Linked DNA regions of Homo sapiens: regions 1 and 3 are each linked to region 2. Evidence: chromatin contacts called from ENCODE Hi-C or POLR2A ChIA-PET data. All regions are on one chromosome and are shown on one strand. Each heading gives the region's core, a stretch centred on a gene start or an enhancer-like site at or near the end of the contact. The rest is flanking DNA. Distances are from core to core; before and after follow the strand shown.

Region 1 (3,173 bases), core at 282-2,781, 420 kb after region 2:
GAAGGCAGAGTCAGTTTGACTTATTCCCTGTCTATTATATGCTCAGCACCTACCACAGTTTCTGGCACAAAGCAGTACTGTATTTGTAGAATGAATGAATAAAACCATTAGAAGTATTATAATATATGTGTGTGAATCATGCTATTTGGTCAACCTATAAGCACTGATTCATGCAAATATGGTGCTCCTGTGGGATCTCAGGGTCCACAGATTAGAAACCATGCATTTAGATTTATGTCTTTGTGCCCAATATTTTGTTCCATTTTCCTCATAGGGAGCTTACGAGTCAGTAGATCACAAACATTGGTCTCTGGATTTAGAGACAAACAATGACTAAAGCCAGGAGCTTGAACCAGGTGATCTCCCAAGGTTCTTCCCAAAATGAACAGTCCATGAGGACACAGTGCCTACCTTAAAGAAGGCCGAACCTTCCTGACACCCACGGGGACAGGGATGTTGATGACAGGTTCTCTCAAGAGCCAGCTTCTAACATTTGCAGGAGCAATAAGTAAGCTAATATCTGGCAGCCTCTAGGCAGTCTAGTTGCTATTTCAACCCCAAATGGGCCTGCAAAGGTACTTTGCCTGTTTCCTCTGTCAACCTATTTGTGCAGAGTGTTGATAACTGAAGTGACACACAGTAAATACTCTTTGTCTTGTAAGACATTTGCTGGCAGTGGAGATGAGGAGGGAAATGCAGGAGTTGAAAGAAAGAATGCTTAGCTTAGATTAAACTGTGTGCATGTATATGTGCCTCTCAGTGTGTGTGTTCACATTTAAATGCTGACCTCTCTCTTCCCTCTTCACACAACAGCTCCTTCTCTTGATTCTCCCGCGCTCTAATTTCTGCACTCTTCAAACAAAGATAGAATGGCATTCCAGGTGTGAACAAATCAGGGAGGTTTCCTGTTTAAGATTCAGAAATTCATAGCCCTGAGGAAGTGAGTAAAAGAGAGAAAGGGAGAGAGAAAGAGGGATGAAAACCAGAATCTCCGCCACCTGCTATTTAGTGATTAGCTTCCAGATAAGGAAGGCAAAGATGCATTCCAGGAGCTTGGGACTTGCCCAGACAGAACTCAGAGCAAAGGAGGGCTTAGAGAAAGGTGAAGCCAGAAATTACAGGAGGAGGCTGGGCTACTGAAAGTACCATCTATCAATTTTCTCTCCAAGCTCCTTCATTTCATGGAGCTCTTAAAAATGTCGGTTCCTCACTTCACCCTCTTATTGATCCTACCTCACCTGGTTTGGTTTATGTAAAAGATTCTTGTAAAGACTAGCTCTTCCACTAGCCATGTAACCCTGGGCAAACCACTTACCTTCTTAGATACAGTCCTAGTGGCTGCTGTCTCATGTGTTTAAATAGCTTCATCCAAACCCCTATGAAAAGAAGCCAATGACAACAACACACACACAAACAAAAAATACCGTAATTCCGGGCAGAAGCCCTGATGTGAGTTTGCAGGTGAGCAGCCTCTGCTCTAGTTCTTACTTGCATATATGCCAGGCCATTTGACTCACCCACAATGAAAAGCAAGTGCTTATTCATTCACTTATAGAGGAGCAGGCTGCTCAATTGTGGTGTTTTCCCTTCTCAGTAGAAAGGAGCGAAAATAATGTCTGCACAGCCTGTCCTTCTGTTAAATGCGCTACTGGAAAGGAGTCCCTATCCAGACCCCAAGAGAGGGTTCTTGGGTTTCGCGCAAGAAAGAATTTAGGGCAAGTCCGTGGTGCAAAGTGAAAGTAAGTTTATTAAGAAAGTAAAGGGATAAAGAATGGCTACTCTGTAAACAGAGCAGCCCTGAGGGCTATTGGTTGCCCATTTTTATGGTTATTTCTTGATGATATGCTAAACAAGGGGTGGATTATTAATCCCTCCCCTTTTTAGACCATACAGGGTAACTTCTTGACATTGCTATGGCATTTGTAAACTGTCATGGCGCTGGTGGCAGTGCAGCAGTGAGCATGACCAGAGGTCACTCTCACGGCCATCTTGGTTTTGGTGGTTTTTGGCTGGCTCCTTTACTGCAACCTGCAACCTGTTTTATCAGCAAGGTCTTGATGGCCTGTACCTTGTGCCAACCTCCTATCTCATCCTGTGACTTAGAATGCCTTAACCTGTCTGGGAATGCAGCCCAGCAAGTTTCAGCCTTATTTTACCCAGCTCCTATTCAAGATGGAGTTGCTCTGGTTTTCACACCTCTGACACTTCTGCATGTGGCACCTGTGGCTGCAAACATGACCCCAGATTCTGAGCAGAGGGGCAGGAGGCTGTGTACTTTTCAGGGTTGTATGGCCTCTTCCCTCATTAGCCTTTCTTGCTCTCTTTGTTCTTATGACTGAGAATGTCTTGTCCTTGACAACCACGATGTGTTCAATTTTTTTCAACACAATGAGGTCAGCACATTGCCTTCTAGCCTCTAGAGCAGGTAAAAGCCATCAAGCCTTGACAGATACAAGATCAAATTACTAATTCACTCTGATTATCATTTTGCATTGTCTCCTATAAAAAAATCAATGTGGAGCCATGAACAATTATGCTAGGGTAGAAAATAAATACACTGCTGATTAAAAACTGGAAGTCACTAGCTTTGAAATTTCTCCAAAAATAGAGCCCCAGATGTCATGTAAACTGCAATCAAAATGGGCTGTAAAACTCAAACTGTAGACATTGCCTTGTAAAGCGTTCACAGATGTAGCAGCAGAAGAAATTCTCGTAGCTTAGAAAAGCAAAACTTCTGCTTTTTTTTTCTTTCTGTCTGTCTCTTTGTTTTTGAGGGGGATGGTAGACAGGATGAACACCAAACTGTTCATTTCAATATGTAATTTGCCTCAAAGAATTCTGACTTAATATATTTTCTCACCAACCTAAATCCAATTCAAAAAAACATTTATTGAAACCCGAACAATCTACTTTTGGTTGACAAGTGCTAATAGGTGCAATGTTACCCCTGTCAACTTATAAGATCACCTACTGAGCTTGGAGTCAAACAGGAAAAAGGAAATTAAACTGGAGTTTGAATTTGTATCTTCTAAATTCTCAGTCATAGCTGAATGTGTATAGTGCTCAATGAGAAACAAATTGTATTGCTGGCTTTTCTTTATTTAAAAAAGAAAAACAACTGAAATTAAAGCTGGAACATGTTCACATCTTAATCTTGGATCTACCTCTAATGC
Region 2 (3,099 bases), core at 533-3,032:
TGTCTCTTCATATCACCTTCCCTCTGTGGGTATCTGCCTCTGTGTCCAAATCTCCTCCTTTTATAAGGACACCATTCATATTGGATTCAGGCTCACCCTAATAACCACGTTTTAACTTGATTACCTCCATAAGGATCCTGTCTCCCAATAAGGTCATATTCTGACATCTGGCTGTGGTTGCAGTGGGGGTGGTCAGGACTTCAAAATACAAATACAAATTTTTTTGTATGTGGGTGACAGTTCAACTCATTGTACCACTCCTCCACAGTTTCTCACTCATTACTTTAAACACCAAAACCTAAGTGACCTGCGCATGCCCCATTTCACCTACGACAGCTCAGTGGTTGAGGGTGGGGGATTTTTAAAAGTCTCATTTACTGTTGCACAGCCTCCTGCAAACCGGTCCTCTAGATAGATGAGGAAGGTGAGGGCAATCTCATCAAGCACCTGTTAGGGTACATGCAGGACTTGAATTTCAGGTAATAACAAGGAATGCCTTCTTGTTCTCTGACGCACTGTCTATATGGTATTTTTAATCTTTATGCCAATAATAATTGCAAGTACATATAAAGCACTTGATAAGTGCTAAATATTGTTGCAAGCAGTTTACATGTAGTTATTGAATTCCCACAATACCCCTGAGGTAGGTACTATTACTAACCTCTTTCTACAGATAAGACACCAGGGCCTAAAAAGCTTAAGAAACTTTCCCAAGTCTGTAGTAACTGATGGAGTTGGGGTCTAAACCCCAATAGTTGGCTCCAGAGGCTATGCTTTTACTCATTACACGATAGTGATCAGAGGAAGCAGGAACTCCAGTCTGGGCAACATAGTCAGACCCTGTCTCTAAAAAAAAAAAAAAAAAATTAGCCGGGCATGGTGACCCATGCCTATATTTCCAGTTACTTGGGAGGGTGAGGTGGGATAATTGCTTGAGCCCAGGAGGTTGAGCTATGATTGTGCCACTGCATTCTAGCCTGGATGACAGAGCCAGACCCTGCCTAAAAAAAAAAAAAAAAAAAAAAAAAGGAATTGAACTGGGTGCCAGTGCCTGTAATCCCAGCACTTTGCGAGGCTGAGGCGGATCCCTTGAGCCCAGGTGTTGCAGACCAGACTGTGTAACTTAATAGCAAGACCCCATCTCCAAAAAAAAAAAAAAAAAAAAAGGAAGAAAAAAGAAAGAGAAAAAAGCAAACAACAACAAAAAAGAAGGAAGGAATTATTATTCTCATTGAAGAGATGAGGAAACTGAAACCAAGAAGCCAAGAAGCTAAGTAACTTACCCAGGGTCACACGGGTAAGAGGCAGAGTAAAGGTAGAATTCTAGTCCTGAAAGCCTATGGCTTCTCCCAGACAGGACCAAGTGTCCTGGTTCTCTTCTTCATGTGCAACTCCACTTACACAGGCCCACGAGTAGTAGGGCCAACCCAGAATCTCAAAACCCTTATTTGTGCTTAACTGTCTGCATACTGCAGGGTAATTATGGGCCGTGAAGGAGGGAGGCACCCTCTCGACTTAGATCTGAACTCCCAGTCGCTTCCAGTTCCCAGGACCACCAGCCCTGAGCCGTAAGGCTAGGCCTGAATCTGGGACTTTCTTAGCCGGAGTTAGAAGCGGAGGAGTAGGGTGGGACGCTGGACGGACGCCGCTGGGCCGGGCAGCCCAGAAACGCGGAGTGTCATATTTCTTGCAACTCGCCAATCCCGAACGCCGGGGGGCGTGGCCACACCTGGGAGGCGTGGCCGGGCGGATGCGAAGGCTGCGGCGTCCTGGGGCGAGGCGCTGACGTGAGCTCGGCGCACCTGGGCTGGGCAGGTAAGGGCTGGTGCGGGACGGGGAGAGGAACCTGCAGTCCCTACTTGGGTAGAGCCAGGCGCCCCTTGGCTAAGACGTCGAGGAGCGTGGTAGCGACGGGTGATCTTCGCTGCGGACTTGGTTCGGAGGGACGTCCGCTTCTGGTGGACAGATTGAGCAAAGGTGGGTACGCCAACTTCTGGGGACCAGCTTGAGGGAGGAGAGGCTCCCCCGTGGGTGGGGTAGGACCCATCCCCGGAGTTTGTAGGGGGTGAGAGAACTTGCTTGGGGGCATCTGTGTGTTTGGGGTGGGTACCCACTGGGGCTGGGTGCCTGTCGCCCTTTTCCAGATAGCTTTGGGGCGGCCTCAGTTCTGTAGCGCTAGGCCCCTCTCGAATCTACACTTGTGTCTACTCTCCCTACCCCCACCGCCGAAGCGGAGGGCACTGCTCTCGGCCGTCAACAACCCCACTATCCGGTAGAGCTAAAGCACCGCGCCCCCTTCAGTCTTACCAACTTGCGGCTGGCCCCTGTGTCCCAGAGAGGGGACTTCCCAGGTCCGCAGGTCCTTGATCCTAGTGGGCGTTTTGGGAAACTGGAGTGAGGGTGGCCAGGAGCTTTGGAGCATTGGCGGTTTGTCTTCCCTCCCTGAGTCTGTTTGGCACAGTTAGGCCCTTCGCCCTGGGCCTGGGAGACAACCTTGGATTTCCAAGGAGCGGAGCTAGGTGCTGGGGAGGGTGGCGCTGGGGTGTGGTTGCTCTGGGGGTGGGCCCTCTTTGCCCGAAGGGGCTGGAGGGTGGTGTGGAGAATGGGGAAAGTCTCCCAGGCCTGACTTGGAAAGGAGGCCTGAGGTGTCACTCTTTACAGGGAGCCTGCTTTGTGGTAAAGGGGTCATCCTGTTCCAACCTGTTCTCTTGGTGGATGTCAAGAGTGGAAGTCAGGGAAAAGAGATGGATAGAGAGAGGAAGGCGCTTGGGTGGGATTGGTGAAAGCTGGTGTTGACCCAGGAGTGTGGTTTAGGATGAGACGTGTGTATGATGTATGACAGTGGCACTCAATACCTTGTAACTCCCATTCGCCATCCCCCAGCTTCCATCCAGCAGAAGGGAAGGGTGTGGGCATTTTGACTAGAGGCCTGCAGTTTACCCCTAAGCAGGGCTAAACAGGGAAGCCTGAGGAACGGAACTTAGACGATGGCATTTCATTTCTTTCAGGAGAAAGGGAAGAGCTGGGACTGCTAAGAATTGTCTGCGAGAAATGGCGTGTGTTTTAACCTGAGCAAAACCACTGACGGCCAAATCTCGG
Region 3 (3,092 bases), core at 410-2,909, 380 kb after region 2:
ACCCTCATGTGGGGTCCGTACCCTCCAAGATGGGTACTTGAGAGATGACAGTGTCTGCAAAAAGCAAATGGGAGGTGGCATTAATGTCAGAGAGCCCCAGAAAGGTGAGTTCTTTCCTTATCACTCTCCCCTTGCTTTACAGACCTGTAGCTGCTACAGGCAGAGACAAAAAACCATGAGTCACAACCTGTATCAGGAGACTTGACCTGCTCTGGACTCCTTGTTCAAGATTCTTCTGCCCACTATGCCTTTGCCAACTGAATCCCCCAGTGGCCTTCACCATGGTTACATGGGTCTAGAGCCAAGCACATGCACGATCAGAGAACAAACCATGCATGGGCTCGCTACAGGGTAAGTCCATCCAGTGACCACTTTCTTCCCCCCAGCTGCCCTCAGGATTACGTCCCAAGTGTCTTCATAACATTAAAACCAACTTGAACATGAGACTCAAAGAATGAAACCACGTCCTAAATTTTCCAGTACAGGTGCACCCTGCACCCCAGGACTGAAAAACCAGCCAAATCTCTGTTCTTCTAGTTGAGTAAATCTCCACAAAACCAGACAGAGCTACAATCTTGGTGCTTAAACTGCTCAGCACCCACCTTATCACACCAATTCCTATTATCAGCAGAATTTACTGCCTGGGATCCCTGGAAATCCTTGAGAAAACACCAAAGTGGCTGAGGATTGGTTTAAAATGCAGCAGGTTCAGCTATTTTAGCCTTGGAGGAAGTTGATAATTGACTTGCAGTGAATATGGCATTTTCCAGTCTCCTCTTCCTGCCCAATGAGCCCCCTGATCTAGCCACTCATCTTTGTTTTTCCAAAGTTCCCCAAATCCACAGATTTCAGACTCACCTTTAAGTACGAGTACCTGTGCCTTGAGACATCAGGACCTAGCTTTGAGTTTGCTTCAAAATAAGAATTTTTTTTTTTTGTCATAAGATAATGCAGAACAGAGAGATGGCTACAGCCATGCAGATGAGAAGAAGAAAAGAAATTTCAAATCTTGGATGTTTCTTTTGCCCCTAAGGCTTGAGGACAGGGAACAAAAAATGAGAAACACTTACCCTATATAAAGCACCCAGTTCAGCAGGCCTGTGCGGAACAGAAATGACTCCTGAGGAAAGGTGGGGGCCGGTCCTGAATAGTTGATTTCTCTCTTTAATGAAAAAGAACATGAGGCCGGATGCGGTGGCTCACGCCTGTGATCCCAACACTTTGGGAGGCCGAGGCAGGTGGATTGCTTAAGCTCAGGAGTTCAAGACCAGTCTGGGCAACATGGTGAAACCCCGCCTCTACAAAAAAATACAAAAAATTAGTCAGGCGTGGTGGTGTGCGCTTGTAGTCCCAGCTACTTGAGGGGCTGAGGCAGGAGAATCGCTTGAACCTGGGAGGTTGAGGCTGCAGTGAGCCCAAGATTGAGCCACTGCACTCCTGCCCGGGCGACAAAGTGAGACCCTGTCAGAAAAAAAAAAAAAGTAAGCAGAGGAAAGTGGAATTGAAGGAGAGGGAGTAAAGGTAGCTGGAAAAGAGAGAGTTTGGAGTATGGTTGAGAATTGAGCTGAATTTTTAGAATAGAGATTAGTAACAGACAATAAAAGAGAAACTGGTTTTTCCAAGTCAAGGGTGAGCAAGAGGGACTCAGCCCATTTCAAGGAGGTGGTACTAGTTTCACTCTTTATTTATGCACCTCTCAGCAAAGCTTCAGGTTACCTGCTGAACTCAACCAATGGAGAAAGGGCCTGGCAGCTGGTCCCACCTCTCAGAACCCACACCCCTGGGGGACCATGAATGGAGAGGTCTTTCTGCAGGCTACCCGTACTTTCTCATTGTTGTGTGAACACCAGAAAAGGGAAGTGAGGTCTTTGTCATCCCAGAGTTGGAGAGACACTGCAGGTTATCTGAGCCTTGCACCTGAAGCCTTAGTCCTCCCAGAGACCTACCTAATCGGGGAGAGGGGAATGCTAAGATTTTATCTTGTCCTAAGGAAGCTGAGTGTTTGTGTGTGTGTGTGTGTGTGTGCGCGCGTGTGTGTGCGCGCTTGCTTGCTTGAGCTTTTAGCCTGACCTGAGTTGCTGTCTCTACACAATGCACTTCGGGAATCCAGCAGAGATAGGCCAGTCCATCCAGGCAGAGCTGTAGAAAGAGGCCGGAGGGTCACAGTCGAGGCCCAGCCAGAGGCTTATCCTGGCATTTAGTACAGAGTAAGTCTGCTGCTCCCCTTGTGAGAAGCAAGTGTTTCTTTTATAATCCGAAAGGCTTTGTGACCTGCTTCCCTTTCATGTCTGGGGGTGGGGAAAAGACCACACTGCGAGGGGAAATTAAGGAAAGAGAAGGCAAGCTCATTAGTAACTTTAAAGAGGGCGGTCTATAAACTTGATTATTTTACCCCACCCCCGCTTCCATGCGCAACTTGGGCTCCGCCTCCTGCCCCTCCCCTATCTCTCGGCCCATCTTGCCAGCTTCCCCCTCCCTCGTTCCCCCTTCCAAGTGCACACCTGGAGGGCAAGGGAAGTTGAAGTCTCCTCAAATGTGCCACATTTCACCCAGGATCCTGGCCTGCTTTCCATTTGTTCTCCAGGTAAATCTAGTGTGCAGCGAAGGCAGATTCCTCTATTCTCCAGCGGAAGGGAGGGAACTGAAGAATCCAATCTATAGGACCTCTTAGTGCAGTCCTGTCCCACAGCCCTTCATGGAACTGAATCATGCCTGCCCAAAATCTCCCTAGAAATCAGCTAATCTAAACTTCTTACCGCATAGACTGGGGAACAGAAGTTTTGAAAGGTGAATTTCTGTCTTGCACAGCCAGTGCAGAGTCAAGATTCTAATCTACCTGGATCTCCCAAACCCCATTTAAAAGCCCTTTAAAACAAACCCTACACGTTGTTTTCCCCGGTTCTGGCGGACCTGAAGCTTGTCTGAACTATTCTGGATTCTTCCTGGGAGAAGAAAAGCCTCCACTGGTGAAGAAGAAAAACCAATACAGACCAATAGGAGGAGGGCAGGGAGATCTTCCACGTGATAGCTTCCTTAAGCACCGGACTCCTCCCCTAAACCGTGGAGCTCATGGCTTCCCTGCTGACTGGACC

What was found. A loop is a pair of places that touch in the nucleus more often than their neighbours do. ChIA-PET counts read pairs that join two places held with the same protein, here RNA polymerase II (POLR2A).
Region 1: a map of mammary epithelial cell shows a loop between it and region 2 (2.6-fold over the local background). The contact joins the enhancer-like site here to the promoter of IRF6 in region 2. A Hi-C loop is called at or near these places in 1 of 168 maps with a recorded cell type or tissue (mammary epithelial cell). POLR2A ChIA-PET finds 5 or more read pairs at or near these places in 2 of 52 experiments (Caco-2 and MCF 10A).
Region 3: POLR2A ChIA-PET joins it to region 2 with 14 read pairs in MCF 10A. The contact joins the promoter of MIR205HG here to the promoter of IRF6 in region 2. POLR2A ChIA-PET finds 5 or more read pairs at or near these places in 3 of 52 experiments (GM10248, MCF 10A and WTC11).

The regions. Positions count from the first base shown.
Region 1 is chr1:209,381,934-209,385,106 of GRCh38, reverse strand. No RefSeq gene overlaps it. Among named protein-coding and RNA genes, the nearest start is that of LINC01698, 11 kb to the right of the region's middle. RefSeq lists enhancers at 35-783, 784-1,531. Within about 2 kb of position 1,531, at least 4 of the 41 ENCODE cell types and tissues checked have a DNase peak (open chromatin) inside an H3K27ac peak, as active enhancers do; they include mammary epithelial cell, where a contact is called at or near this core.
Region 2 is chr1:209,804,825-209,807,923 of GRCh38, reverse strand. IRF6 (interferon regulatory factor 6) reads left to right here and starts at 1,782. Exons shown (of 9, transcript NM_006147.4): 1 at 1,782-1,977. RefSeq lists a silencer at 1,517-1,860.
Region 3 is chr1:209,427,387-209,430,478 of GRCh38, reverse strand. It overlaps MIR205HG (MIR205 host gene), which reads right to left and starts at 1,659. Exons shown (of 4, transcript NR_145437.1): 1 at 1,391-1,659; 2 at 1,071-1,298; 3 at 3-54. RefSeq lists an enhancer at 1,738-2,661.